Linked DNA regions of Homo sapiens: all the other regions are linked to region 4. A link is a contact called in ENCODE Hi-C data. All regions are on one chromosome and are shown on one strand. The core of a region is the stretch at or near the end of the contact, and the rest is flanking DNA. Distances in the headings are between cores, read along the strand shown. Region 1 overlaps CHCHD3 (coiled-coil-helix-coiled-coil-helix domain containing 3). Region 2 holds the start of CHCHD3 (coiled-coil-helix-coiled-coil-helix domain containing 3). Region 3 overlaps CHCHD3 (coiled-coil-helix-coiled-coil-helix domain containing 3). Region 4 overlaps EXOC4 (exocyst complex component 4).

What was found. Hi-C counts contacts between places; a loop is a spot of excess contacts on that map. Pooled maps may share reads with other maps.
Region 1: a map of Caco-2 shows a loop between it and region 4 (32-fold over the local background). The contact joins two enhancer-like sites. A Hi-C loop is called at or near these places in 3 of 168 maps with a recorded cell type or tissue (Caco-2, K562 and PC-3) and 3 of 50 pooled maps.
Region 2: a loop to region 4 is called in a map of IMR-90, with 4 times the contacts of the local background. The contact joins the promoter of CHCHD3 here to the enhancer-like site in region 4. A Hi-C loop is called at or near these places in 4 of 168 maps with a recorded cell type or tissue (IMR-90, PC-3, chondrocyte and 1 more), 1 of 37 single-sample maps with no recorded cell type and 10 of 50 pooled maps.
Region 3: a map of mammary epithelial cell shows a loop between it and region 4 (7-fold over the local background). The contact joins two enhancer-like sites. A Hi-C loop is called at or near these places in 4 of 168 maps with a recorded cell type or tissue (IMR-90, MCF 10A, chondrocyte and 1 more) and 5 of 50 pooled maps.

The regions. Positions count from the first base shown.
Region 1 is chr7:132,930,499-132,934,074 of GRCh38, forward strand. All of the region lies in intron 4 of CHCHD3 (coiled-coil-helix-coiled-coil-helix domain containing 3), which reads right to left. Among named protein-coding and RNA genes, the nearest start is that of MIR3654, 100 kb to the right of the region's middle. RefSeq lists an enhancer at 411-705. Within about 2 kb of position 2,033, at least 2 of the 41 ENCODE cell types and tissues checked have a DNase peak (open chromatin) inside an H3K27ac peak, as active enhancers do.
Region 2 is chr7:133,079,940-133,083,560 of GRCh38, forward strand. It overlaps CHCHD3 (coiled-coil-helix-coiled-coil-helix domain containing 3), which reads right to left and starts at 2,151. Exons shown (of 8, transcript NM_017812.4): 1 at 1,918-2,151. The coding sequence starts at 1,998. It also overlaps the pseudogene RNU6-92P. RefSeq lists enhancers at 1,884-2,518, 1,934-2,113, 2,324-2,433.
Region 3 is chr7:133,052,474-133,055,693 of GRCh38, forward strand. The region is part of intron 2 of CHCHD3 (coiled-coil-helix-coiled-coil-helix domain containing 3); the gene reads right to left. Among named protein-coding and RNA genes, the nearest start is that of MIR3654, 19 kb to the left of the region's middle. Within about 2 kb of position 1,283, at least 9 of the 41 ENCODE cell types and tissues checked have a DNase peak (open chromatin) inside an H3K27ac peak, as active enhancers do; they include IMR-90 and mammary epithelial cell, where a contact is called at or near this core.
Region 4 is chr7:133,434,684-133,437,849 of GRCh38, forward strand. The region is part of intron 7 of EXOC4 (exocyst complex component 4); the gene reads left to right. Among named protein-coding and RNA genes, the nearest start is that of MIR6133, 150 kb to the left of the region's middle. Within about 2 kb of position 1,513, at least 4 of the 41 ENCODE cell types and tissues checked have a DNase peak (open chromatin) inside an H3K27ac peak, as active enhancers do; they include IMR-90 and mammary epithelial cell, where a contact is called at or near this core.

The sequences.
Region 1 (3,576 bases), core at 783-3,282, 500 kb before region 4:
ATGTCTCCCACATATAATCTCATCATTTGAATTCCCATGAACAATCCTCGAATGCAGAGTGTTTCCACTTGTTTGGAAGGCTATACCACATTTCTAACATATTTCGCCCTTTCTTCCCCGCTATCCTTTTGCCCAGCAACAATTCCACCAGAGGCAGTTTGGCTGTTCTCTACCCTCCACACCTGTCCTGTTATCAGCCCTCCCTCACCCCAGCACCCTAAGTTCTTGCAACATTAAGTTACTCAACATCCTAAAGTAGAACCCATGTTCTCCCATCGCTATACCTTTTCGATCCAGCTTTTCTCTCAAGATGGATGCCAGACACATTTCAAATCCCTATGCCCCTTGCAGCTCTGACACTTACTCTTCTAAGAAATTGTACCAGGTTTTCTCCTCATTCACCCCTATGGCCCAGTCCCATCTCCAGGGCCTGAATTACTCAGCCCTTTTGCACTTTGTGCTTCTATCTATATGCAGGTATCAGTCTTCTAACTAGAATTTAAGACCCAAGAGAGTTCAAGTTTTGAGGTTGCTTTGTAACCCCGGAAGCACTAATACAGCACTCACCACATAGAGGGCAGCACACTCTTGTGGAAAAACTCCAGAAGTGGAGTAACAAGAGTGACAAGTAGGGATCAAGTCACGATCTACTCACGTATGTTGCAGCAGTGATTTCCATCCAGTTACTGAACTTTTTGATTCGCATTCCCCTCATCAATAAATGTTAAATAATAATTATTAACTTTGGATTTTTCTAAGGACCACATGAGATAACATACATAAAAGTTATTTGGAAAACCAGTACAATGCAAACAAATATAAGACAGTATTGTTATCAAGACATTTTGCACAATGTTTGTTGAAGATTGACCCAAACTTATCTTTCTACAAAAGAAAAATTGCTATAAATGATGAAGTACTTTTCTACAGGAACTAGAAGCAACAAAAACATGAAAGTGGTTTGCTCACTGGTAACAGCTGATCTCGTTAAGGTCACTGTATTGTTTTTCTTATACTAGAACATAAAGCGCTAATCAAAGTATTAAAACTAGATTTTAAAATGCAGTACTTTTTAGCCTTCCGTATAATTTTAGGCATTAATGTGGGTAAACTAATCATTATATTCGATGATGATTACTCAGATGCCTAAATGCTAAGTTACATCTTCAATATCAATGTCAATTAAATGAAATACCTCTTGAAAAAGAATTTATATCATTTTTCTGATTCAACATTAACTATCTACACTCTGACTGACCAGTGTAAATGAGCTTGTAAATTTTAAGTTCTGTAGGAAGAATGGGTTCGATGCTGCCTCCCCTCCCCCTACCCCGACACACACATTTAACACCCTGTCTGCATTACTTCTGAAAAGAAGAAACCCACTGTGCAGCAGGCAGTGGGAAATATAATGCAGCTTTACACTGCATCATGAAAGCAAGAAAACAGCCAGCTGTGAGTCAGAAATAGAACAAAATTTTGAGTTGCAAACCCAAGGGACCTTCAGGTAACATTGGAAGTGCTCCTGAATGATGAATAGTTTATTTTTTTTCAGACCCACTATGGACACTGCAGGATATATTTACCATATTAATTTTTAAGTTTCAAAAGCAATAAACCTGTTGGTCAGATGGAAGCCTGACACTCACAGCAGCTGATCTATCAATCAATCCAACATGGCCGGGCTCTGCCAGCAGCCCCTGACACCAATTAGGAAACTAAAATAGTGAACTGCTGCTACCAGGTTATAGTTTTGCCAATTAGAGCACATCCTGGGTGAGAGAGAGCAATGAACACTAGAACTCAGGGTCAGGAGAGAGAGGTGAAAAGAGCCTCATGTAATGTGACATGAAAAAGAAAGATTGCAGGAGGGACACAGAAAAGAATCAAGACAGTGTGGAATCAAACAGCACATTTTATTGTTCACTTGTCAAACACATGCAGACACTAAGACAAAGCAAAAACAAGGCGCTTCCCTAGGTCTTTACCCTGGAAGGCACTGCTTATTGGCCTACGCAACTTGCCAGCCAATCACTGCCATTCATGCACTCTGAGGCTGCCGTCTCCCACTGTTCCCCTTTAGTGAGGATTCACAAGTTAAGCTGCCGCACACAGGGCCTTCACGTCAAAGGCAGACCACTGATAGACACATATCAAAGTGCTGGAAGGCCAATATTTCAAATCAGGCTCATTATTAGCACATAAACCTTTTTTGCTAAATTTTCTCATTTTTACATCCTACAAAATTGAGGAGACCTCCTTTCAATTTTTCCACCTGAGCTCCTCTTCTAAACCATGACTCAGAGCCCTGACTTATCCAACTTCATAAAATCTAAGGACCTCAAAATCATTCCCCATGAGGCCCTTCATCTAACAACTATTTCCTGCCTCAGAATACCTTCTTTTAATTCCATTTAGAGCTGGCTTTGAAGGGCTCCCAGCTGATCTTGTCTGTTTTGTGTCATCTGAAAAAGAAAATGGCAAAAAGCAAGGCTGACACAAAAAGACCGCCCAGAGTATGAAGTTTTAAACAAGGGTCACCTTCAGATTCAGATGGAAAACCGAGGTCTTGACCAGTTTCATACATTTGTTAAGCAGACTCCGTTCTGAGTTAGATGAAAACAACAGGCAAAAACATCCTGAACGTTAAACAGAACAGTTATTTTGCATCAAGGGCAAAATGCAATTTGCACTTATCAACTGAGTCATATTTGTTGCAACACATTTTCCACAGAATCTAATGGTAATCTCATTATGGTGACTCAAATTTAACTCTGGTTACTCTGCTCTGCTGCTCTCAGTTCTGCCATAGTTTTATAAGAAGGGGCCACGTGATTTCTGATGGTGTGCTCAGCATGCCATACACATCACGAGAAGTATGTATTTCAATGACTATGTGCAAAACATCAGCCAGACTTTATCATAAGGCTCTTCTAAAATGTTCTATGGCCCTAACAACATAAAATAGATTTTCCCTCTAGAATCTCAGCTGCCCTTTGGAATCACTGGAGAGTTTTGAAAAATACTAGGTCCCAATTTGCAGAGATGCTGATTTCACTGGTTGGGAGTGATGTCTGAGAACCAAGATTTCTGTTAAAGATGATCCATAGTCTGACTTAGCCCAAACTTGGGTACCCCCAATCTCATAAATGTACTCGATTAACAAAAAACACCATTAAAAAACTAGATGTCATCTGATCCAATGATAGTACATAACAGAAAACTTTATTACTCACTCAGGCACAGGAAAGGTGAAAAGAATCCCTGGGCAAAGGGGCCCACTGGCAAAAGGGCTCTCATGTCTGAGCAGAAGAAGAGACAATGTGCCAGGTCCTGGGGACACACATACAGGACCAGAGTGTGCCAGTGGGATTTCTTAATAATAATGGGTGAAGGACTTGTTTCAGGTAGCCTATCTGGGTTGTGGGTGGATGTCAAAGGTACAGAAGAAGTTGCCTTGCCTTCAGCCTAAACTTAATGGGTATTGCAGAAGTGAATAAAGCTGGGGCACCTGATGATTTCCACCCTGGCAGATTAAAGGTTTAGCTGAATAGCATTTCACTGGGAGGGACTTAC
Region 2 (3,621 bases), core at 901-3,400, 350 kb before region 4:
AAGAAACTTACAGTGCCACCAGACTCACAGGATTTCAGGACTGGAAAATATTAGAGATCTGAGGGATGTACTCAGTTGCATTATTTTGCAGATGGGAAAACTGAAGCTCAGAGAGATTGCAAAACATTCATGTAAAAGGAGGATTTGAAGCAATGGAGACCAGCGCAAGGGCATTCCAGGTGAAGGGTATATTCTGAAGAAAAGCATAGAGGTAAAAATGATCATGCTTGAACTGTTAGCAATACAGGTAAAATGTACTATATAAGAAAGGAAAAAAATGAGGAATGCTGTCAAGTTATATGACCAAAGGACATTTCTTTTTAAAAAACAAAAATCTTAAAAAGGTTTTTTAGACAATTTTTCCATTTTAATAGAATACCTATCCCTGCTGTCACAGTTATTCCATCCAACCTTATCTAATACTTGATATGAATCTCTGTGCTGTGGCCACATTCTCTTTCGATTTTGTTTGCTGTTAGCACTGTGTCTGTACTAAAGCACGAGAATATGGATTTATACATTTTTTTCTAACCAATGTCTTCTCACTCAAAACTTATTTTGCTTTGTCTTTTAATTATTTTTCACTCTGAGTTGCGTACTGAAAGCCTAATGGCAAGAGTCTTAAAATCTCTGCATAAAACTTAAAGTTTACAGTAATTTTTTACTCCAAAGAGTACTAACTGAAACACAATAACTCAAAGAATACAGCCTCAGATATTTTATTACAAAATGTAGTACTACCATTAATTAGCATGATATAAAGAAATACTGGTCACAGACCAAAAACTGAGTTCGACAGTCTGAGTTTCTATGAAGAAAAGTTTAATAAATTATTCTCAAGGTAACAGTTTCAGAAGAAAAAGTTTTTAAACATTTTAAATATTTAAGAAGTTTTATTTCCTGGTAACAACTGTTAAAAATAATTTACAAATGTAATTTATTTACGCTGGTTGATAACAGAAAAAAATATATAAATTATTATAAAACTTTCTGAAGTCAAAATTGCTTTATTTACTAGGTTCAGGCATCATACGTCCAAAAATGTGAGGCTCCAAATTCAGGCGCAGCGGAGAGTGTGTTAATGAAGTTAGTGCTGGTATACTGACACCCTAGAGAAAAACCAGGTTTTCAGTTTATGTATCAGGTGCATGCAAAGGGCATTAAAAAAAAAGTGCTCTACAACGTTGGTCAGAAATGACTACATTACTTCTACTGGTATGAAAAACTGCAAACCCATCTCAGCCCCTATCAGACTGGCAGACACTAGTCCTGAAGCAACTGGGCCTAATCCAAAACTTCGGCGCAGCAGGTCACAGAGGAGGCGCCTGGGAAAGAGGAGATATCAAGTGAAAGTGAAGCAGGGAGAAGCCAGAAGCCGCCCCAGGCAGGTCAGAAAAGACTGTGGGGCTGGGAGGGAGGATGACAGGGTGTGGGGAGTGGGTGGGAGGAGGGGGTGTTATCAGAGGGAGAGCACTAAATGACACAAAGCAAAGGCAATCCTTAAAATGCCAATTCACCCTGGGAGACAGGGTGTGCACAGTGGAAAAGCAGGGTTTGGGTCCTGAACCCAGGAAAACCATTTCACAGACAAGTACACCGAGGTATGGGTTTCAAATACGGTCCTGCAACAAGGGAGCAGTACAGTTACGAGTAGACTGTGAGCCCTTGCAGGGTATAATTCAACCTGGCATTCCCCGCCCGCCCCAGCAGTGCCTAGCACTTGGCACAACCAGGAACTATCTCTGAATGAATGTCCCACGTCTTGAAACTCTAGGCTTCTTCCCAGACACCTGGGCTTCTGGCCTTAATACGCTAGGGTCCAGGACGGGAGAAACCCAGGCTGAGCGGGTCCGGAGAAGATGGGGCCTTGGGGTCCGAGTCCAACCACTGGCCCTCCGCCCGTCCACGGGCACTCACCCGGATGCCCTTCACCACGGTGATGTTCTCATTCTCGTCCGCCTCGAAGGTGACCCGGCGGGTGCTGGTGGTCCCACCCATGATTCCGGTTCCTGCCCCAGCGGAGACCTAGCGGGGAACCACGAGCACTTCGGGGCCCCCGCACCCACACGCGCGTGGAAGGGCCTGGATTCTTTTCCCGCACAGCGGGAGCAAGGCCACGACCCCCAGAAGCAAGGAGAAGGCGCCGGTCCTGAGCTCCCGCCTCCTCCGGTCACGCGCCACAACAAAAACGCCTCAGGTTGGTCGGCGATGCGAACTGCCCGCCTCTGTTCGGCGAGGGCGCCCGGATTGGTTCACCCGACCCGGATGCTATGGCAACAGGTGGTGTTTGATAGCTTTCCGCGGAGTCCCTGGGTGTAGTGGGAACTGTGGTCTCGATCTGGCGCGGTGGGTGATGGGACATTCTCTCCCCGCGCCTGAGCGCGCTAAGGGAGCACGGCATTCTGGGAGTTGTGGTTTTGACTCCCCAGAGACGCCTAACTGGGCAACTTTTTGAAGACATAATTCTAGAAATTTAGGCCACTAAGTTCAGAGACACAATCTTTCTCTCAAAGGGACTCACAGTTTAATGAAAAAGATGCATGATACTAATGAAGCCATTCCTAGTGTTCTATACACAAATTCCTGGCTCAAAACTTAGCGTTTCATTACAGTCGTAGGGTAGCTTAATGAAGACTACTTCTGAGAAATGCCTCGTTAGGTGACCCTGTGATATCTGTGGTTGTGCAAACATCATAGAGTGTACTTACACAAACCCAGATGGTGTAGCCTACTACACACCTGGGCTACTTGGTGTAACCTATTGCTCCCAGGCTGCAAAGATGTACAGCATGTCACTGTACTAAATACTGTAGGCAATTGTAACACAGTGGTATTTGTGTGTACAAATATATGTAAACATAGAAAAGCTACAGCAAAAACAGTGTAAAAGTGATTGCTTTGGCAACACATCTAGGACAATTTGAACAATACAGAGATTAGCACAGCCCCTGAGCAAGGTTGACACATGAATTTCTGAAGCATTCCATTAAAAAAAAAATCAAAGATAAAAAATGGTATGCTTCTATAGGGCACTTACCATGAATGGAGCTTACAGGACTGGAAGTTGCCCTGAGTGAGTCAGTGAGTGAGTGGGGAGTTGAATGTGAAGGCCTGGGACGCAACTATGCAGTACTGTACCTTTTATCAACACTGTGCACTTAGGCAACACTAAATTTATTTTCATATATTTTCATTCTTCAAGAATAAATTGACCTTAGCTTACTGTAACTTTTTAAACTTATAAACTTCTTTTTTTGTGACTTTTTGACTCTTTAATAACACTTAGCTTAAAACACAAACACACTATATAGCTGTACAAAAATATTTCTTTCTTTATATACTTAGTCTATAAGCTTTTTCTATTTTTGAAATTATTTACTTTTTACTTTTTAAACATTTTTGTTAAAAATTAAGACAAACACACACACATTAGCCTAGACCTACACGGGGTCAGGATCATCAATATCACTGTCTTCCACCTTCACATCTTGTCCCACTGAAAGGTCTTCAGAGGCAATAACACGTATGGAGCTATCTCCTATGATAACAGCACCTTCTGTAACACCTCCTGAAGGACCTGCCTGAGGCTGTTTTACAGTTAACTTTTTTATATAGGTAGAA
Region 3 (3,220 bases), core at 33-2,532, 380 kb before region 4:
TCCCTTGATGTCACTGACCAGCCATGCCAGCCCTGGGCAAAACAGCAAGCAGGAGAAAGCTTGCCTTTGGCATTAGCCTGTACTGCAAAAAAACTTCAGTGACTAACGAACTGTTAAAATGCTCATACTAACATATCTGTGGTTGACACATTATTTTCTTAAGTGACAAACACACATACACAGACACACATTTGTATGTATACAAATGTTTGCTTGTAATCAAAACTGCATAGAGACAATAACTGAACTCAGATGTTGGAATCCAAAGTTGATATTTCAAACCCTCTCACAAGACATATGGAAAACCTGTACAGAAAGGAGCCAACCTTGACCGCAGCTATGGAAAACCATGCCAACTCTTCAGGGGTGCCATAGCTCATTTGTATATTCGTCATTAAAAAGTAAAATGCTATTTGGGTTTCCAAGTTAACCCAAAAACCCATGATAAGCCTGAAGAATTATTCTAACAACAATATTTCATCTGTACTCATTCTTTCTTTGGGAAAATGCATTCTGGATCCCTTTGTTCCATAATGGGAATTGCCCAAGAAAGACTAGTGGCTTTGGCACACAGCTCCTATCACTCTAAACTTCCTCCAAATTCACACGGCATTTTCTCTATATTTTTCTCTTGGCAGTCACTGCTTTTTACAATTTCTTAATAGTTGCTTATTTATAGCTATGTTAGCCCCTGTCACTCTTGGACATCACAAATATAGTAAGAGGCAAAGCTGAAGGCCAGGCTCAGTCACGTCAGGGCTTAAATATCTATCAATATTCGTGCTCCTTTCACCTAACCACAGTGCTGGCTGGCCATTTATTCAATAGGTGTCTCAGAGCAAACTCTTGGGTCATGCACAGGAGGGATGGGGACTATTTGCAACACTCAGAGAATCTCCCACCAAATCCTGACGCCTCTGCCTCTCTCTGGTCTAGTGAGCACTCAAATTTATACTTGGAAAGACCTACTGATTCAGCCCAAGCCATTCCACTGAGCAACACTCTGCTAGTCACGGGACACGTCATGAGAAGCCAAATATAATACTTTTGCTATGACAGAGTCTATGAAGAATCCCTAGTAACAATCACATGTGTGGTGAAGAACCACCCACTTCCACTATTCCTTTAAATCAGGGTCAAGTAGATTGTGTCTCCCTCCCAAGACGTTAATCTGAAGCATCCCATTCTTCAAAATAGTTGGCAATTATATGAAAAAGAAAAATGCATACATAATAATGCTAAGTGTCCTAAAGAATGACTCTGGTGATAAAGTGTCAGAAAATAACTGTTTTATTTAAGTTACTTGATGATGATCTCATTCAAGATTTCTTGTGGTTAACTGCATGATAAATACCTTCTGGCTATGATCTTTGTTCATTTTTCAAGAGGGCAAAATTTTGCATGAATGAACACACAAGAAAAGATGCTCCCTGCTCTTTCATCAACACAGAAACCACTAGTCCCCACAATGTGGAAGAAAAAAGAAAACTGCATTAAACAATTTATCTAAGGGCATGTTTTATTAATAAGTATTGCTTCATTAGTGCACAAATGCTATTTTAATGTAAAACATACTTTTAAAAATAAAGTACCTGTTAATGAGAAGTACAAGATCAACAGGCTAAAAAACAAACTATACCTACCTCTTCATTCTGAAGGTGACAGAAAAATAGCACCATTCCTTGTACTTCTGCCAATGCTATGCCTATTTATTAAGATAAAGCAATATATTACTCCATGAAGACAAACTTCTTCAATGACTTGAAACAAAAATATACTGTCCAAATATATCCAACAACGACATTCTGCTAATACTAAAATAACTTAGTGCAGTATTTCTCTGACAGAGAGAATGAGGTCATTCTGCATAGGCTCACAAGAATTCCCTCTCACACTGCCTTGCATCTCTGAAATGGTTAATGAAGTCCCAAAGCACATGCTATGAGCTCCCAGTCCAAACTTCAAAAAATAACAATAAATATTATATAATGCAAGTCCCTATGTATATACGGTAAACATAAAAACAGGAAAAAAATGCATTTAAAGATACTTTTGTTAAAATTTGACAAAATTTCAAAAGTATTTCAAAAGCTTTATTGACACAAAATGTGTATAACATAAAATTTACCCATTTAAAGTACCATGCAATGGTGTTTAGTATATCCTCAGAGTTGTGCAACAATCAGCAGTGACTCCCTATCCTTGTTACCACCACCACCACCCCAGCCCTAGGCAACCACCACTTCTGCTCTTTATACATTTGCCTATACTGGACATTTCCTATAAATGGGATCATTTAGTATGTGGTCTTTTGTGACTGACTGCTTTCATCAAACATGTTTTTGAAGTGGAAAGTATTCTGAAGAAGCTGGGGATGATCACAGGCCCATCCATTCATTCATTCCATTGTCAAGTGTTTCTTGAGCACCTTCTACAGGTCAGACAGATGCCATATGGGTCACAAAGGAACCAGGGGCTCTCAGGTATGCCTTCTGCCCACAAGGAGCTTAATGTATAGTAAAGGTGCTAACAGAGTTATAAATAAGTAACCGTTTTTAAAATGTAGAGGGGCCTGGCATGGTGGCACTCACCTTTAATCCCAGCTACTTGGAAGGCTGAGGTGGGAGTATCACTTGAACCCAAGAGTTTGAGTTCAGCCTGGGAAAAACAGTGAGACCTCATCTCTTTAAAAAAACAAAAATTATGTATTCTTAATATATAATGATATGTATATAAAATATACACATATAATTTTGCATATACTTATATGTTTATAATATACTTATATATTATAATTAATTATAATTATATTATCTATTTAATTAGAATAATTAGTTGAATATATTATATATAATTGTTATATATTTATAATTAGTTGTATTATATATTTGATTATAATTAATTATAATTATGTTATATAATTATAATAGTTATGTTATATAGTAATCATAATTATATTTGTTATGTATTTATTATAATTAATTATAATTATGTTATGTAATTAATTATAATTGTTATATATTTATTATAATTAATTATAATATAATTGTTACATATTTAATTATAATTGTTTATAATTATTATGTATTTATTATAATTAATTCTAATATAATTGTGTTATATATCAAATTATAATTAATTATAACATGTGTTATACATTTAATTATATTATAGTTAATTATATATAATTATATGTGTGTGTATACATAAAATACTGACT
Region 4 (3,166 bases), core at 263-2,762:
TCAAAGATACTTTGAGCTTGTTTAACCAATTTTTTAAAGCTTGTGTGCCGGACTGAAATGAGGTGCCTTTTATACAGACCTCAGGATTGTGCTGTCATAATAGATAAATCCATATGTCTCTTTGTTTTTGTAATTAAAGCTTTATCCTTCCTCTTTTTTGTCTTCAATGGCTATCTTTGTTCTGATAGAGACCGATTGCTTTATTGTAAGTAAACTCCTAACTATTGTGTGATATTCTCTTTAAAAAGAAGACTGGTGATGCCTAATTTATTTAGCACCATCTAGGAATCTGATTTTCAGTGTGGCTTAATTTTCCAGAAAATAGTCTCTCCCCTTTTAGCATTAAAGATTGTATTTTAACATCTTTAATGGAAATTTTATAAAATACATTTCTCAGATTTGGTCCTTTTGTCACAATATACTGAGCACATTCAGACTTTTTCTGGTGACTGAAGGACTGTCATTTTGAACCTGGTTAATCGATGCTTTGGTTGCACTTTTGCACACTACCCTTTATTGAATGTATTGTGATACGTCAGAGGTCATCTTGTCACATGTGAAGGCACGGACAACGTTCCATCGTGCTGAACCAGTCCCAGACTTCCATTAAAAAAAAAATCATACTTGTTCACTCTTCATACCCTCTGTCTTTTTTTTCCTTGCTTTTTGGGGGTAGGTTATCATGTCTAGCTATTGATCGTGTCTGTTTCAGACAAGCTCCTCTTGCTAAGTTGCTCAACTATTGTGGTATAAGCTGCAAAGGCAGAGAACCAAGGTGGTTAGAATTGTGTGTAGAATAAGCGACCAGAAAGCACTCTGTGGCATCATGCACATGAATTCTCAGCTATGGATTGTATAACATAAGGACATTTTGCCCCTGGAAATGTCCCTTTTTTCTTAATTCTCTCTTCCTTAGTTTCTGCTATTCTTAGTGGTCCAGGCTGCCAGGTAAATTAGGTATTCTTCTGTTAACAATGGCAGTCAAATGATACCTAAAACACCTTTATTGTAGAATTCTCTATCCTAGTCCCATCCATCTGTATTTGTGTTACTTAAGTTTTAGCTATTCCATGAAGATCCATTTCTGGGAAAAATGCTCCGTTATCTAGTGATCTGTTAATTTCTAGAAGTATCTAGGTTGAGGGTAAAGTTTTTGCCGTTTATTTTGCCACCTAGATTGTGCTGAATGGATAAGTGAATGAATATGTTTCTTTTGATACTGAAGCAAGTGGGTTTTTTCTTTTATTTTTTGTGATTAAATATTTGGTTAGTTTCTTTTTTCCTCTTAATTTGTTCTTACTTGTCCTTTATTCCTTAGAGCCACATAAGGAAGGGCAGGGGGAAAGAATTTGAATTATCTCAGTGTTTTTTTTTTTTTGTTTTTTTAAAGGAGATAGAATTTGCTCTTGCTATTCATTTCAAGAAATTGGTGATCTTGCATCAGCCGGCTTGTTTTTGAAAGATGTTTTTCTTGGCATCCATGCAAACTAACGATATGAACTGTATCAAACCCAGAGTGGCGTGGGCCTTCCTTGTACTGCCTTCTGACTTCTTCAGCTGCTATGTCTGTACTTGCCCTCCTATGTGCCCTGAGCTCTGCCCTCTGACTGAGAAGATCTAGAATTTGACTGTCCTCTTTAGGCCAGAGCTATCATTACTCATATAAATGATATTCTTTTTGAGATAGCTTTCTCCTTTCCTCTTCATTTGGCATCAAAACTAATAAATGATGAAACTAACTTCCTTTCCAGTAATTAGAACCTTTCTCTTTTTCTCTTTTTTGTCTCTCTTTTCCTGAGTGAAGGCAGTGTGGTGTTAAAAAAAAAAAAAACCCTAATATTATCCATATCTTATGGGATACTCTACTGGCATAATACTTCTTTACTAAAGCCTAGAACCATAGACTTCAGTTTTGGGGACCTGATCAAAGAAATAAGACAGACCTATGAAATAATCAGCCTCTTTAAGTATCATCACATACCCTTCGTGTGTACGAGCCAGTGGCTTTCAATTTGATTTAATCAGTGTATGGTTATTAATGTGCACTATATGGAATGCACTGTGTTCTATGCAAAAAAACTCCAAAAATGAAATCTTCATACCCTCCCCCTTTATTTTAGCTTGTAGGAAATGCATTTCTTCTGTTTTGCTTGTGTGGATAATTACTTTAGAGTAACTTATGATCTTTTCCCATGAGCTTAGTGTCAATTTCCTGGAGGCATATAATTTTATATAAATTTACCTGTTTGCCCTGTCTATAAATTGAGGATGAACTGATAAAAAAAAAATACATCTGAGTGACTATGGATGGGTTTGTGTGGGAGTGTGTGAGGATGGGAGAAACTTCCATGATTCATTAAGATATATTATGGTCATAGTAAAGGCTCATTTTAAAATTTTTTGATTTCTTTTTAAATTTTGCGTGTTATCCAAACATGTTAGAGGATTTCATTTTAAAGAAAGTACTGAAAATATTTGCCCAAATTAATATTTGTGTTCTACTTTTTTTCTCTTATAGTTTCTCAAATTTACTATATTTGTGTTACTAGAGTTTTTAGATTTTTATTCTGATTATGGCTTATGATTATCCACCAGATGTTTAAGTATTTTACCTTTTGCTATTATTTATGAGAGAAAAAAATGGACTGTAAGCTCCCTGTGGTACAATTTTCTGTTCAGAAGAAATGGAAAAGTTTGGTGGCATTCATTTTCTAGCTCATGGTCTTTTCCCATTTTCGATTATCTGGTGATCACTTACTATTTGCTCTAAACTTCAGACTAATGCTGGACAATGAAGAAGAATGCCTGTGACCTCATGGAGCTCACATCTGGATGGGAAAACAGTGCTATTGGTTTCACCACTAAAATTTTCCGTAATATTTCTTTGTTACCATTTTAAGATCGATAGGATATTTTATTATCTAATCTTTTTTCCACTTCACATCTTTTATTTCCCCGTTTTTCTGTGATGTTTCCATACTGATTGTAAATGACTCCACAAGTGTGTGCATGAATTCCCTTAAGCTCCTCTGCTTCCCATCATCCAGGCCTGCTGATTGGTATGAGTTCAGTATTGTCAAGTGTTCCCCATCTGCTTTTTGTCAGTCGCTATTTTTGCAAAGTCTTCCTTCTCTCTAATTATACAAATATGTCTTTTTCATTTTTC